2 separate regions of the Homo sapiens genome follow, and region 1 is linked to region 2. The links are chromatin contacts, found by Hi-C in ENCODE. All regions are on one chromosome and are shown on one strand. Each heading gives the region's core, a stretch centred on a gene start or an enhancer-like site at or near the end of the contact. The rest is flanking DNA. Distances are from core to core; before and after follow the strand shown. Region 1 overlaps RAP2A (RAP2A, member of RAS oncogene family). Region 2 has its middle 70 kb from the start of LINC00456.

What was found. Hi-C counts contacts between places; a loop is a spot of excess contacts on that map. Pooled maps may share reads with other maps.
Region 1: a pooled map shows a loop between it and region 2 (2.7-fold over the local background). The contact joins two enhancer-like sites. A Hi-C loop is called at or near these places in 2 of 37 single-sample maps with no recorded cell type and 3 of 50 pooled maps.

Annotation. Positions count from the first base shown.
Region 1 is chr13:97,456,722-97,463,880 of GRCh38, forward strand. All of the region lies in intron 1 of RAP2A (RAP2A, member of RAS oncogene family), which reads left to right. Among named protein-coding and RNA genes, the nearest start is that of RAP2A, 26 kb to the left of the region's middle. RefSeq lists enhancers at 3,140-3,189, 3,550-3,659. Within about 2 kb of position 3,415, at least 2 of the 41 ENCODE cell types and tissues checked have a DNase peak (open chromatin) inside an H3K27ac peak, as active enhancers do.
Region 2 is chr13:97,106,024-97,113,037 of GRCh38, forward strand. No RefSeq gene overlaps it. Among named protein-coding and RNA genes, the nearest start is that of LINC00456, 70 kb to the right of the region's middle. RefSeq lists a silencer at 3,980-4,159. Within about 2 kb of position 4,013, at least 10 of the 41 ENCODE cell types and tissues checked have a DNase peak (open chromatin) inside an H3K27ac peak, as active enhancers do.

The DNA.
Region 1 (7,159 bases), core at 2,165-4,664, 350 kb after region 2:
TTTTACATTACATTTACACATTTCTCTCTGTTCATCTTCAGTATGCATTCTGAAACCAACAGGACATCAGAGCTGGACTGTGGTTTTCTTTAATTATTCAAGCTAAATTACCAGAAATGCCCTTTTAAGATGAAATATTTAGTCGCTTCAAAACAAGTCAGGTTGGAGGAAGAGGGCAGGTTTACTTAGCTCATGTTTTTCATCCTTACAAGCAGTATTGATGTTTCATGCTAGCAAACTGTGGTAGAAGCCTTCGAGTCCTAACCAAAAACAATTCTTTCTTCAAAACTCCCGTAACACTTTATCAAAACTCCCATAACACTTTATTAAAAGATTAAAAATGTAAATCCTAAGGATAGGGTAACAAGCACTCTTAAGCACTATTGGTTTTAGTATAAATTTCTAGATGTTCACTGAAACTTTGTGTGTGTCTGTGTTTACATGGCAATTTGATGAACTAAGCTAGGAATATGATTTTTCTGGCTCAAAAGGTATGCAAAAGATTATAGGTATAAACACGTGAGAGATATATATATATACATATATATATATAATGCATACCCTTTGAGGCAGAAATCACACTTCTAGGTGTAGTTCATCAGATTGGCTGCTTATTTTAGCCAAAAAATGGGGGTGGGGGCCTTCATATGCATTAATGGAGTACAGATAATTAAATTACGGTACAGTTATAGTTTCTATAAAATGGAATGCTACCTAGCCATTAATACGATACATATTATTAAAGTGGAAAGCTCTATAATATTAAATGGAAATTGAGGCTACTAAATATAATACATCTTCATATACGCTAATGGAGGACAGATAATTAAATTATGGCACAGTTATAGATTCTATAAAATGGAGTACTACCTAGCCATTAATATGATACATATTATTTATTAAAATGGAAAGCTCTGTAATAGTGGAAATTGAAGCTACCAAATATAATTGGTATAATCTCTTTTTATAAAAGCTATAGGTATACTTATATTGATATATGGAGGAAAATAATTTGGAAGGATAGATATCAAAATAGTTATAGTGATCATTCTCACAGAGCCAAGATTAAGAATTAAAAAAATGTTTTTTTGTTTCCTATTAAGTATTGCCAGGTATTTTTTTAAAATCATGACTTATTTAATTTGAGCAAGAGTAGGAGGGACCTATATCATGTTGGAGAAAAGATTTCTACATTCTAAAGGGTAAAAGAACTAGAATCTATGAGAAGAAGGGGCAGGGTGTTACAGATCACAGTTCCTTATATACAAGTAAACTTTTAAACTGTGACTTTTTAACACTAACATTTAACAGACCTGACAGTACAAAATGGGTTGCCTGTAGGTATGAGTTCCACGTCACTAAAAATGTTCAGACGTAAGCTCCAAAGCCATTTGGTAAGTTTATCATGGAAGTAATTGAAGCATCAGTTTTTTTGACGTTTTGCCTTGGGACTCTCTTGGTAGATGATTTTAACTGTGTGAAAAGATGAATGAGGGGACTTAGAAAAGCCTTTCTGATTCTCATTTCCAAATTCAAAGAGAATTATATTTCAACCTGCTTATCACTAAGAAGATACCAGCATGTTAAAATTCACATGAAGTATGACCTTCTTTAAATACGCTACGATGCAGCACCCTCAAAAGTAAAGTACAGAAACTGACAGTAGTGGTATCTGTCTACAGTTTATCATTGGTGAATAAATGAAGGGAAGAAGGAATTGAGTCTGGACTTGCCGCATATGGAACCATGAACTATACACATAGAATGTTGTTTGGGGTCACAAAGTAGTAGATTAGGCCAGTGATTCCTAAACCCTGCTGAACTTCAGAATCCATCTTCAGAGCTTATAGATATAGACATATTACATATTTTAATAGACTCTTGGGTCCTGATCCCACAGATTTAGATTAACTAGCTCTGGAATAGGGCCCAGAAATCACTATCTTTAAAAGAATTCTCAAGTTGTGTTGATGATCAGCCAAGTTCAGACACGACCAGAATAAAATATATATACGTATACATACCTACATATCAGGACAGTTACAAGAAAGGAGAAAGCAAAATAAAGTATTTTGATAAACACATCAAGTTCTTTTGAGTTACTGATATTTTAAAAAGCTGTCTCGGTGAGAAGCCCATTAACATTCTACAGCTAAGTGATGCTACAGCCAGTATTTCTGATGTTTCATTCAGTCCATTAAGCAGAGCTGCTTAAAAGAACTAGTTTTATTTATTTATACATTTATAATCAGGTTCATGAATACAGTCAACACTATGGAAATTCTTGTCAATAAAAAAGTGTTTGTCCACAGACTACACACAGAAATAAAATTATTAGACCTGCATCAGTCACCGTCTGAGCTGGTCATGCCCTTAAAGGAAATTTCAAGGAAGATGGGCTGAAGTTGGTGAGATATCTGCTGATGTTTAAGATGTAAGCAAGGTGGTATCTTACTCATGATCAGGTTAACAATAACACATACATTGAACAGTTTGAGAATTTTGCATCTTTAGCTTTATGTCCAAATGATGAAAAGGGGGTAAGGAAGAAATGATGAAAAGGGGGAAATGATGAAAAGGGGGAAAATGAAGGCAACCTGCAAAACTGATAATGAAAATAGAACATGAAAGTAACTGTCATCACCCACTAACAAAGCACCTCATCTTCCTAAATAACAGAGTCAGCCCTCTAAGTCAGTCTGTCATAAGTGCCAGATTTGTTTTCTGAGGCCACTTTTGGCACCCGAATTCCTGAGGTCTAGCTTCAAATGAGCATTTCCTCCACTGCCAGAGTCCTGCAGGAGGCTGTAGAGATGGATCCCACAGCTGGTCCCTGCACTGACAGGCATGCTGTCGCCGGCTCAGGCATTGTCTAGGGCATGTCCTGCTTAGAATGCTCTTCCCCTAGAACCTGCACGGTAGGGAGCAGATTCCCAGAAACCCTTCCCATCTTTGTTCACAGCCACTTTCCCAACAAGGCCTGGGATCATCTTATTTAAAACTGTGGCACCTGTGCTCCCCACCCACCACCTGATCCACATCTTTTTTTCCATTGCACTTAACACTTTTATTGTAAACCCAGAATTGACTTGTTATGTTTATTGTTGATGTCTGCGCCCTCTGCTAATTACAGAGCTTTATTTGCTTTGTCCATTGATGTAAGTGTCTAGAATAGTGGCTAGCACTTAGTATATAAATATGTGTTGAGTGGATGGATAAGTACATGATGTATTGATTGTTCGATTGTTCATTACTAGCTATTTATGCCACATCAGGCAGTTTTCAGTATAGCCTTCAGTATTCACGTAGTTAAAACCATCCCAAATATTTGTGTTTGAACAACGTTGTCTGTGAAATGGAACTGCCTAGGTCATGAGTGCATTTTGGAGTTCTGCTGTTGAGTCAGAGCATGCTGGCAGTAGTGGCTCCGCTTGTAGAAGTGAAACCTCCTGCTTATGTTTTGGCCCCATGAGATCTCATAAGATTTCCCCCAACATTTTTGGCTTTACTCCTGATGCACACTTTCATATCTCTTAAAGATCAGCCTGTTGGACGTTATTCTTAGAACAGTGCTAAGCACTCAGCAATTAACCTAGTCAATGATATGTGTTGACTGTGGGTGTGACCCACCATGTCTGTTGTGATTTTTAACTTCAGAGTATCTTAGGAATTATCCAGTCCAGCTCATTTTATACTTCAAGAAACTCAGGAAACCAAGATTAGGTTAATCTTCTAAATTCACAGTACTAGCTAGAGGCAGCCCCTTCTGGGACAGGAGTCCTAGTCTGTTTGGTTTCTTTTTTTTTTAAACCCACCATATTGCTAAAACAGATAGCAACACCAGCTTCCTCATGCAGTGCAGTCATCTACTGTCAACACAGGTCTTGGCTTCTTTCCCTTCAGCGTCTCACCCATCTTTCTTAAGGAGGATCCAGATTTCTCCAAATGTTACCTTCATATGGGACCCTATTCTGTCACCCCAATCCAGAGCCTTCTTAGAATGCCTTTCCCACAGGGGCCAGTATATTCTCTCGAGTGCCCGCTGTTTGGGAATGCTTGCTTTTCTGCTTTCCTAGGCCCCCATCACCATGGATGTTCAGCACAGGGACTCTGGAGAAGCACCTGGTTAGTGTCTGGTGGCTGCTTTGTTGTTTTTGACTCCCATCTTTTTTGCCTGTCTCTTCCTCCAGCTTCACCCTCAACTCGGTTTGCCCTCAGGAGTTCTTTACCTCCTTTGATCAGTTTCTCCGGCTCCTTCTTCACCCTTTGTGGCTTCTCAAGGCCACATCACTAGAGTTAGGAGGGGAAAGAAGCAAGCACCCTCCTTTTATCTAGTACTTCATTTTTTTCAGCATTATCTCATTTGCCCTTTACAGCAACCCTGTGTTAAGTGGGAACAGATACTCTTACTCCCTTTTTACTATCAAAGAAATGAAATACAGATATGTAAAGGAAATGATCTCATTGGCAGAACTGGAAGCAGAGCCTCCAAATCTGGGTGTAGAATCTTTTCTACTGTCCCAAATTTTAACAGAGAGACAAAATTTATCACCGTCTGGTATTCTGAAATGTACATAATTTTTCTCAACATCGTACTCAGTTTAAAAATCTTCTGAGGATATTAATGTGGATTTCTCTAGTGTCTTTAGAAACTTGATTTTAGAAAAGGCCACTGACAAGTTAGTGATATAATAAACAGGTCCTCTGATACTGACTGCATTTTCATCTACATTTACCAGTTATTAAATGCTGTTATATGTGGAACTGTGTTTGCAATATTTTATTTACTGTTTTGAGAATTAGGTTGATGGTAAGATTTATTCAAATTCTTGATTTTAATAATGTATCAATACAACTTAATAATTTGATTTATTTGCAAGTTTTGAAAATCCACATATTCTAGTAGATCCTGAACTTAACTAAAAGTGTAAGAAATATTTCACATATAAAACATGATACAGGCTGGGTGCGGTGGCTCACGCCTGTAATCCCAGCACTTTGGGAGGCTGAGGCGGGCGGATCACGAGGTCAGGAGATCGAGACCATCCTAGCTAACACGATGAAACCCTGTCTCTACTAAATATACAAAAAATTAGTCGGGCGTGGTGGTGGGCGCCTGTAGTCCCAGGTACTCAGGAGACTGAGGCAAGAGAATGGCGTGAACCCGGGAGGCGGAGCTTGCAGTGAGCAAAGATCATGCCACTGCACTCCAGCCTGGGAGACAGAGCGAGACTCCGTCTCAAAAAAAAAATATATATATATATATATTTATATATTTATATTTATATATTTATATAGATATTTATATATTTATATATATTTATATATATATTTATATATATATTTATATATTATATATATTGTATTTAAACATTCTTTAAAATATTTATCATTTATCTCAACTAATAGAAAGTGATCTTATCACTTTTTATTATTCATAGACAGACTGAAATTTGTTTTAACTTAAATTCAACCAATGTTTTACTTAATTTTATTAATGTTTTTAAGTTACTCCACTGTCAAGCAAAGCATTTTAAAGTACACTGTGATGTATATACTTTCATAAGAAAAACGAAATGTAATTACATTTTGCAAGTAACACAAATTGGAAGCTGACATTGTCCTGACATGGCTGGCAGTGTCTGCTCCCTGCCAAGCTTCTCTGTATAGCCAATCAAGAGAGTTTATATGCAAAGTAGCAAATACATGGTGTTTTGTAATGCAGCTTTATTCTCACTGCCACTTGCCCTCCTAGAGGCCATGGGATGCACAAATTGTTTGTATGTAAGAGTCCTAGAAGATGTTAAAAACCCTTGTGTCTTATGTTCAGAGCTGTCAGCATGATCTAAGGCCCGAAATCGTAAGGTACAGTAGTGTACAGTAAATTTATATAAAGTCCTTTGATATAAATTGAAGTTGTCCAAATTCATTTCCTATAAAATGATAATATCCAAATTCTAGGTTTGCCTTTGATGTTGTTCCTTCCACTCATTTTTAAGTTGTTTTCATGTTTCACATTGCCAAATGGCACACTACCTGGAGTATGCCCTCTTGTTGAGACCATTCTTAGTTTGATATAGTGTCAAAGAAAAAAAGTGAGAATGTTGGGAATTTGGTTTGCTTTACAAGTTAGGATGAGTGGAGAGAACCCTCTTGACAGGATGAAGAAATCTGTGGAAGTATCATAGCGAACAATAACCACCTGCCTATTATCCAGTTTCCTGAATGATAAAAATTGTCTATGCATCCTGCCTCAAAGGCTTGACCATGGGGTGGTTTTCTCTTCTGACAGATTTAGCTGTTTCCAGTCACATTTGTTATCACTTTTGTGCGATCTTGCTGTTTAGCTCCTTTAAATCAGAAATACATTCTGCTTATGGGAAGACACACACACACAAACACACACACACACAGATTTATACTAAAATCACAAAAACCTTTTAAAATGTCTTGTGAAAATATATTAGCTATCTTTCTTAGAACAAACATAAAGAAGAATAGTAAATAAATGTGCAGTCCAGCACCAGTGTTGACATCTGTTGTGAAATGTGCTACATGGAGTAACCATTGTAGAGACAATCATCTTAGGCACCAAAATGACTTAGGAGCTTCTTTCTTTGTTCTTTCTTATCACTTACTATTTTTATTAGTTTAGCTTTTTCCAAACGTGTTTACTCAGAGATACCTATTTTAGTTAGGAAGAAAAAGAGAAATAACACCAATTAAAGCTAATTGAGGCTGAATTCTTGTCAGTCTTAAAAGAATCCTAATTGTTTCTCTTTGAACTGACTAATCCATAAAAGTTTTCTGAAGGGATGGGGTGTGGTTGTATTTGATAGCTTCCATTTGGATGATTTCTACTACCTTTTTTCTTGTTTGAGAACTATTAGAACGAACATGATCATTTTTTCAAGCTGGAGTGCGGTGGCACGATCTCAGCTCACTGCAACCTCTGCCTCCCAGGTTCAAGCGATTCTCCTGTCTCAGCCTCCCGAGTAGCTGGAACTACAGGCACCTGCCACCACACCCAGCTGATTTTTGTATGAACATGATCAATTTTATACACATAGAACATAGTAAAATGCTGATAATTATAAGTTGTTTGTTTACTCATTGTAGCTATTTACTGTGTGATCAACTGTGAAATTTTGTGCAACCC
Region 2 (7,014 bases), core at 2,763-5,262:
TCACTCACCATCATGAGAACAGCATGGGGGAAACTGCCTCCATGATCCGATCACCTCCCACCAGGCCCATCCCTGGACTTGTGGGGATTACAGGTTCGAGATGAGATTTGGATGGGGACACAGAGCCAAACCGAATCACCCCTGGAGTGCCACAGATAGGTCACATGTGTGGTGTTGGTCCCTTCAGTTCCTAGGGTGGTGCCGGAGGAGAAGAGGGGAGAAGCCTGGATTCAGACCTCTATAAATGAAGGAGCCTTTATCTATAGAGGTCAGAATGTGACACTCATGACACAGGGGTCTGCTACTTTCTCCTCTGGGTCCGGTGATGGCACTTGCTGGTGTTTCCAATAGATTCGATGCTCTCAGTCTGCTTTTAACTGGAAAAGAACATGATTCATTCATTCAACAAATACTTACTGAATTCCTTATTGAAGAAAGGAGATGCCTGGGGTAGCTGGACCCCCATGCCAAGGCCACTGGCCACGTACAGCCTCGTCTATGTGCCCCAGCATGTCCTGTGAATGTTAGCGTGGGGCATCTGGGGTGAGTTTGCACAAGCTTGAGAACACTGATGGCCACCATGTCAGCAAATACTCTGTGTTGTTATTATTTCTTACTATTTTTAGCCATTAGTACTTCTTAAATAGATATTTCTTTAGGCGGGAAGTCAAGGAAAGCACTGTATTTTCAGGCTCTGCAGAACCTAGCAGTGGTCCTGTCTCTCTGGAGACTGGGGTCTTTTCCGATTTTTAAAACAGGAGAGAAAGGGAGCACATAGTAGTAGTAGTAGTATGACTCTCAGACAATTTAACAGGAAATTTAGTGGTAGAATTTGTAGTGGTAATTGTGGTAAGAATAGTAATTAGTAGTAGAAGTAGAAGTGGTAGTAGTAGTAACTATCTTTCCAAGGCAAAAAAATAGGTAGGATTAAATATCTGTATTAGGGTTCTCTAGAGGGACAGAACTAATAGGATAGCTGTATATATAAAGGGGAATTTATCAGGGAGTATTGACTCACACCGTCACAAGGTGAGGTCCCACAGTAGGCCATCTGCAAGCTGAGGAGCAAGGAAGCCAGTTTCAGCCCCAAAGCTGAAGAACTTGGAGTTCGATGTTCGAGGGCAAGAAGTATCCAGCACGAGAGAAAGATGTAGGCCAGAAAACTAAGCCAGTCTAGTCTTCCCACGTTCTTCTGCCAGCTTATATTCTAGCCTTGCTGGAAGCTGATTAGATGGTGCCCACCTAGGTTGAGGATGGGTCTGCCTTTCCCAGTCCAGTGACTCAAATGTTAATCTCCTTTGGCAACGCCCTCACAGACACACTCGGGAACACTACTTTGCATCCTTCAGTCAAGTTAACACTCAATATTAACTATCATAATATCTAATCTTATATTTTCCATATGTGGGCCCCCAAGAGGTTAGAGGCCAAAGCTTGAAGCAACCAGGTACAAACAAGAAATTTTGTTTAAAATGTAAAGGAAATGTTAAAAAAATTAAACAACATTTTAGAATATTGTGTTTCATCCTAAAAACCCATGCAAAATTTACTTGCTACTTCATAATATTTCTGTGTCATCTCTCCCTTCCTCACCCCCCAAAAGCTGTGAGTTATAAATGTGCTCCTGGGGCCAGGTGCAGTGGCTCACGCCTGTAATCCCAGCACTTTGGGATGCCAAGGCAGGTGGATCACCTGAGGTCAGGGGTTCGAGACCAGCTTGGCCAACATGGTGAAACCCCATCTCTACTAAAAATACAAAAACTAGCTGGGCATGGTGGCGGGCGCCTGTAATTCCAGCTACTTGGGAGACTGAGGCGGGAGGATCGCTTGAACCTGGGAGGCAGAGGTTGCAGTGAGCTTAGCTTGTGCCATTGCACTCCAGTCTGGGTGACAAGAGGGAAACTCTGTATCAGAAAAAAAAAAAAAAAAAAAGTGCTCCTGGAACATGGGCCAAGTTCATCCTGGGACTTCGTGACAATCCCTCCTGTCCTCTCCTGCCCAAGCCCTCGGGGGCTGCACATTCCTCAGCTGAAGAAGAAACACTGCCTGTTGGCCCAACTTGATTCTTACATAGTTTCTTCTCTGGATGGTATGATATAAAAGTCAAACCACAGAGGTTCTAAGTTAACAGAGAAAATGGTGAAGGGGACCAAAAATAAAGAGAAATGATTATTATTGTTATTATTTTGAAGTGAATAGGAATAGGAGTTTTCTCTGGGCTAGCATGACAGCATTCGGGGGATGGAGCTGGCCTCCTGGTATCTTGCTGCAATATCAGAATGGTGGGGAACCCTTGCCCTGACAGCATCGCAGACTGTCAGTGATCCATCACTGTTTATCATACTCACATTAAATTATGCTTGGCGTGTACTATAAGTCTGGAAACCCTGCCAGATTCGGTCTCTGGCTGCAACGTGGCTGCCTCTGACTAAGGAGGCTTGATGGGTATTTTATCATCTTTTTAGAGATGGACGTCGCTTGGGCCTTCTTAGGTAATGCGAGGTATGGTGTTTCCATGAGACCAGAGTAGCTCTCAAGGTGTGATATTTTTCTAGGGGAAGAGCTCTGGGAAAGGGGCTCATGTATTTTTGGCCCTAGACCTGACTTTTTTTAGCTGGCGAATGTGATAAACAGGCTGAATCCTAACTTTCTGTTGGCTGCCCTGATTCTGCGCTGACTCAGCTTTCTTTGTGGCTTCCTGCCAATGCATGTAAGGTACCATCCAAAGTCTGGGAGAAGATGCTCAGTCATCTTTTTATTGTTTCTAGAGAAATGTCCTTAGTGAACAAATAGCCCTGATTGACAGCCATAAAATAAGAGAATTATATCATATAATGTCTACGGTGCTTTCCAGTGTGTGCATTTTTAAACTTTGAAATTTCCAGTTAAATTGAGAGGGAGAGATGCTTCATAGCCCCACAAGAGGTGGAGAGGGGGAACCTTAAAGTATTTCCTGAGCTGAAGTTTCCAATGAAGCAGAAGCATGTTGTAAGTCAGTATCCAGACTAGACAAGACTAAAGTGTCCACTCTCTTTATATCAGAGAGGAATCAAACTAAAACTTTTTGAGGGAAGGTTCAGATTGAGAGTTAGTCTGCTTAATAAGGGATAAATGACCCCACCAGCTCATTAAGTGGAACCTCAGGGACTCACCCTGGAGAATGTACAAATGTGCATCTCTCTCTCCTGGACCCTGATGAGCATAGGATAAACATGCTTAATTTGTAATATTCCTTTCTCTGCAACATAAATGACGTATCTTGGGCAGGCAAGGCTGACCCTTTGATATATTTCACCCATGGTAGGATCTTTAAAACATGAAAGTTTGTTCAGAGACCACAGCTCTAAGCCTGTAGATCATTTTGGAGAGGATGGAAGCCAGGTAGCCTTTGGCAGGGCCCCTGGCATGCTTGGTGCTGTCTTGCTTGATGAGAAATGTGTGGTTCCACCGCCGGGGGTGGGCGGGGGGATTATCCAACAATTTATTTCTACACAACAACGGCACATGAAAAAAAAAAAAAAAGGCTTGGCTCAGAATGTGAGAGCTGAAATGAACCTTCAGGGTCACCTCCATCAACCCCTCTCTCCGCAAACAAAGAACACCAGGACCCCACACGGCTAAGTGGGTGGGTCCCGCTCCCATAGCTAATTAACGGCAGACTCAGGTATAGAAACCTGGTATCTGTAATCAAAATGGCCCTAATTCAAAACCTGGTCGGGCCACTCAGTAAGCCATGTTCCCCTCGGTAATTTATCCAGTCCCCCCTGAGCCTCACTTTGCTCCGCCACAAAACAAGAATGACCCTCCTTGCTTTTTAGGGCTCCTCTGCAGATTAAATTCATTAGCACCTCGAACGTTGGAAAGACACAATATTTTCTTGCCCTCCCCTCCTCTTATCAGCTTGAATCGATGCGTCATGAACTCAGTGATTTCCTCTTCGCAAGCCTGCTCTGGATGCAGTCTGGTGTTACATAACCGGCTGGCTGAGGACGCAGGTCCCCTGGGCGCTGCCGGCGCGCTGTGACCAGACACGCGGGCGCGGGTGGGGGGTTCCGTCCAGCAGAGGGCGGCAAAGGACGCCCGGCGCGGTCCCACGGCCCTGCGGGCGAGCAGCAAGCTACTGCGTTCCCTTCGGGAAGGCCTAATGAGCTCTTCCTGCACCGTGTTCTTTTCGGTAGAAGCATTTTTCCTGCCTCACTTAAGTGAGTACACAGTGTTTTGGCAACTGCCATGTGTCCATATTTTTTTTTAGTTTTTGCTTTGTTTGGTTCTGGTTTACTTGAGGGGCGCTCATGACATTTGCTAAGCATTTCCACGCTTATGGTCTTCTCGCAGTTTGATGTCTCCAGTGCCCCAAAAGGAGTCATTTTTATTCCCAATTTACAGATGATGACGGCGATATTCAGATAAGTTTAGTGACGTGGCAGAAGCAGATGCCCTTTCTAAACCAAGGAAGGGGCTGGGATGAGGAAGGGGAGGTATTTAATTTGACCGTTTCTGCCTCCTTCTGTCAGACATATTCGACAGGATTTATTCGGTGCTTGAGGTAAGTCAGGTACTTTTGTAAGTGCCTGGGAACATGAAATAAAAAGGAGGTGGCAAGTCTTCAATTTAATTCGAAAGACTGCATAATTTTTTTGACCTCTGAAAGTGGTTTGGGAGGAGGTAGAGGCTGGGTTTCCTGCAGTGTAGACAGGGTCTGTTACACCCGCTCCCTCCCAGAACTGCTGGATCCCAATCTGCAGTTTCACAAGCCCCCAGGTGACTTATCCACACACTTTAAAGTGTGAGATGCGCAGCCCTGGAGGGCACCCAGGAGCTCCATTCAAATATTTGGAAGGCCAATATTTGAAAGAGTAAGTGTATTTGTTTTGTTTTGCTCTAAAAGATAGGTTTAAGTTTAATTAACATAAGCCACAAGAAAACGAGATTTCCAAATCCTGTAATGAACAGGGGATTTGGAGTCGGGCCTTCTCCTAAACCTTACTAGCTTGTTACTAGTTGCCAGGTGAGTTGAAGCTGGAGGGACTTGGCGAAACTTCTTCTCTCTGATTCTTATGACTCCTAAGATGGGAATGTTGTTCTCTAGCCCCCACTGGGTGACTGCTGTTGGCTTTTCCCCATCGAATAAGATAGGAAATTTGAAAGTTGTAATTATTAACTGCCCGGGTCAGAGATAGAGCGCTCTGCTCTGTGAGGTAGTAAGTGGCTCTTCACACATTGAGGGACAGTGCAAATGGAGGTGGGGATGTATATTTGGGGCTCTTATGAAATTCAGTATGGTTGGGGCATGTAGTGGGGATGGAGGTGGAGGTGAAGAATGCGAGAGCTGATGGCACAATTAGGACTAGAACCCAGAAGTTCACTCATTTCATAGTTATTGTGTTAGAAGTAAGAGCAGTCCCCACAATGCCCCACCCTTAGTTTGGCTCCCCCGCTCCCCCCGCCTTACAGACAGGGTCTTGCTCTGATGTCCTGGCTGGAGTGCAGTGGTGCCATCATAGTTCACTGTAGCCTTGAAACCCCCCTGGGCTCAAGGTGTGAGCCACTACACCTGGCCTGACGCCTTAAAACTAATGCTAGATGACATCTGCTTAGTTGGGAGCATCACAGACCACATACCAGGGGTGTCCAATCTTTTGGCTTCCCTGGGCCACACTGGAAGAGGAAGAATTGTTTTGAACTACACATAAAATACACTAACACTAACAATAGCTGACATGTTAAAAAAATAAAACAAACTCATAATGTTTTAAGAAAGTTTAAGTATTTGTGTTGGGCTGCATTCAAAGCTGTCCTGGGCCACATGCCACCCATGGGCTGCAGGTTGGAAAAGCTTGACCTGGATTCTTCTAGCTAATTGTGAGTATAGGAGAAGGCCGTCTGTTTACTGCTTCTGGAGCCCTCTGCGTAAGTGCAATTAGGAACGAGTGGAAACAATGAGGAGGGGAGCATAAGAATAGCTTGGTTGTGACCACTGGAACCCAAAGCAGCACTTGTCTTGTCAGCGCTGTGTTATCAATCAGGAAGGCAGCCGTGGCTTCTCCCGGGAGGCAGGCACCAAGATGAGGAAGCCTGAAGTTCTGGGCCCTGCAGAGTCCTTTCAGTGCAGGGGGGCAGAGAGAAGGAGCGTGAGGAGACCCACATGGGAGGCATGCAGGAGGCCCTCTGTGTATGTCTATGGAATGGGCCCCTCAAGGAGCCGCTAAGCAGCGGGAAACTCCACCCACTGGCTTATTCTCACCCCTGGGCTCCTCCATCCCCTCACCCTTCATAGAGCCCAAAACAAAGACAAAACTTGTGCCAGCTTCAGAAAGGTCAGTTCTGATTTAGACCTTTGGTCTGACTTGAATGGCATCTCTTAAATACTGAGTTAATTAAAGAAAGGGCACAATCTACAGAAACCCATTCTATCAAGTTCTGCCTCAGAGAACGCCCGTTAGCCTGACATAGGATGTTTCCTTAGTGTTGTCGTTGCCTGTTGTTGGGCCCTCCAGACAAGCTCAGCGCCGTAGTCGCTCCATGTTCGAGCTCTGTTTTGTAAGCCATCTAGCATTTTGCTTCCAAGGGTGGAAGGCTGGAGTGGCAGAGGAGCTGAGAAATGTAATATCAGCCAGTGAGGAATGCAGACTGGAACCTGAACCGTCTTTGGTTTACATAGTCTTGGTTGAAATGATGTGGTCATTTATCTCGATGGATGTTTATCCTACTCAAGACAGTTTCTTCCTAAACCAGGGCAAGACTTTCCCCCTCCCCTCCTTTCTCCACTTCTCTTCTTCCATCCCCTCAGCATTGAATCCTTCCAGTGCCCAGGAATTCCTCCAGATCCTATACGTTCCAGAAACAGGCAACCTCCTGCTCATTCAAGGAATGCTGGAATTTAATACTGTCTGTGCCACCTTTTTTTTTGCCCTGAATGACTGAATGAGTGAATGAATGAATGAATCACATAGAAAACACCTTGTCGTTTCAACTTAATTCTGAAAATACATTCAAATGTATTTTTGTGCTTTT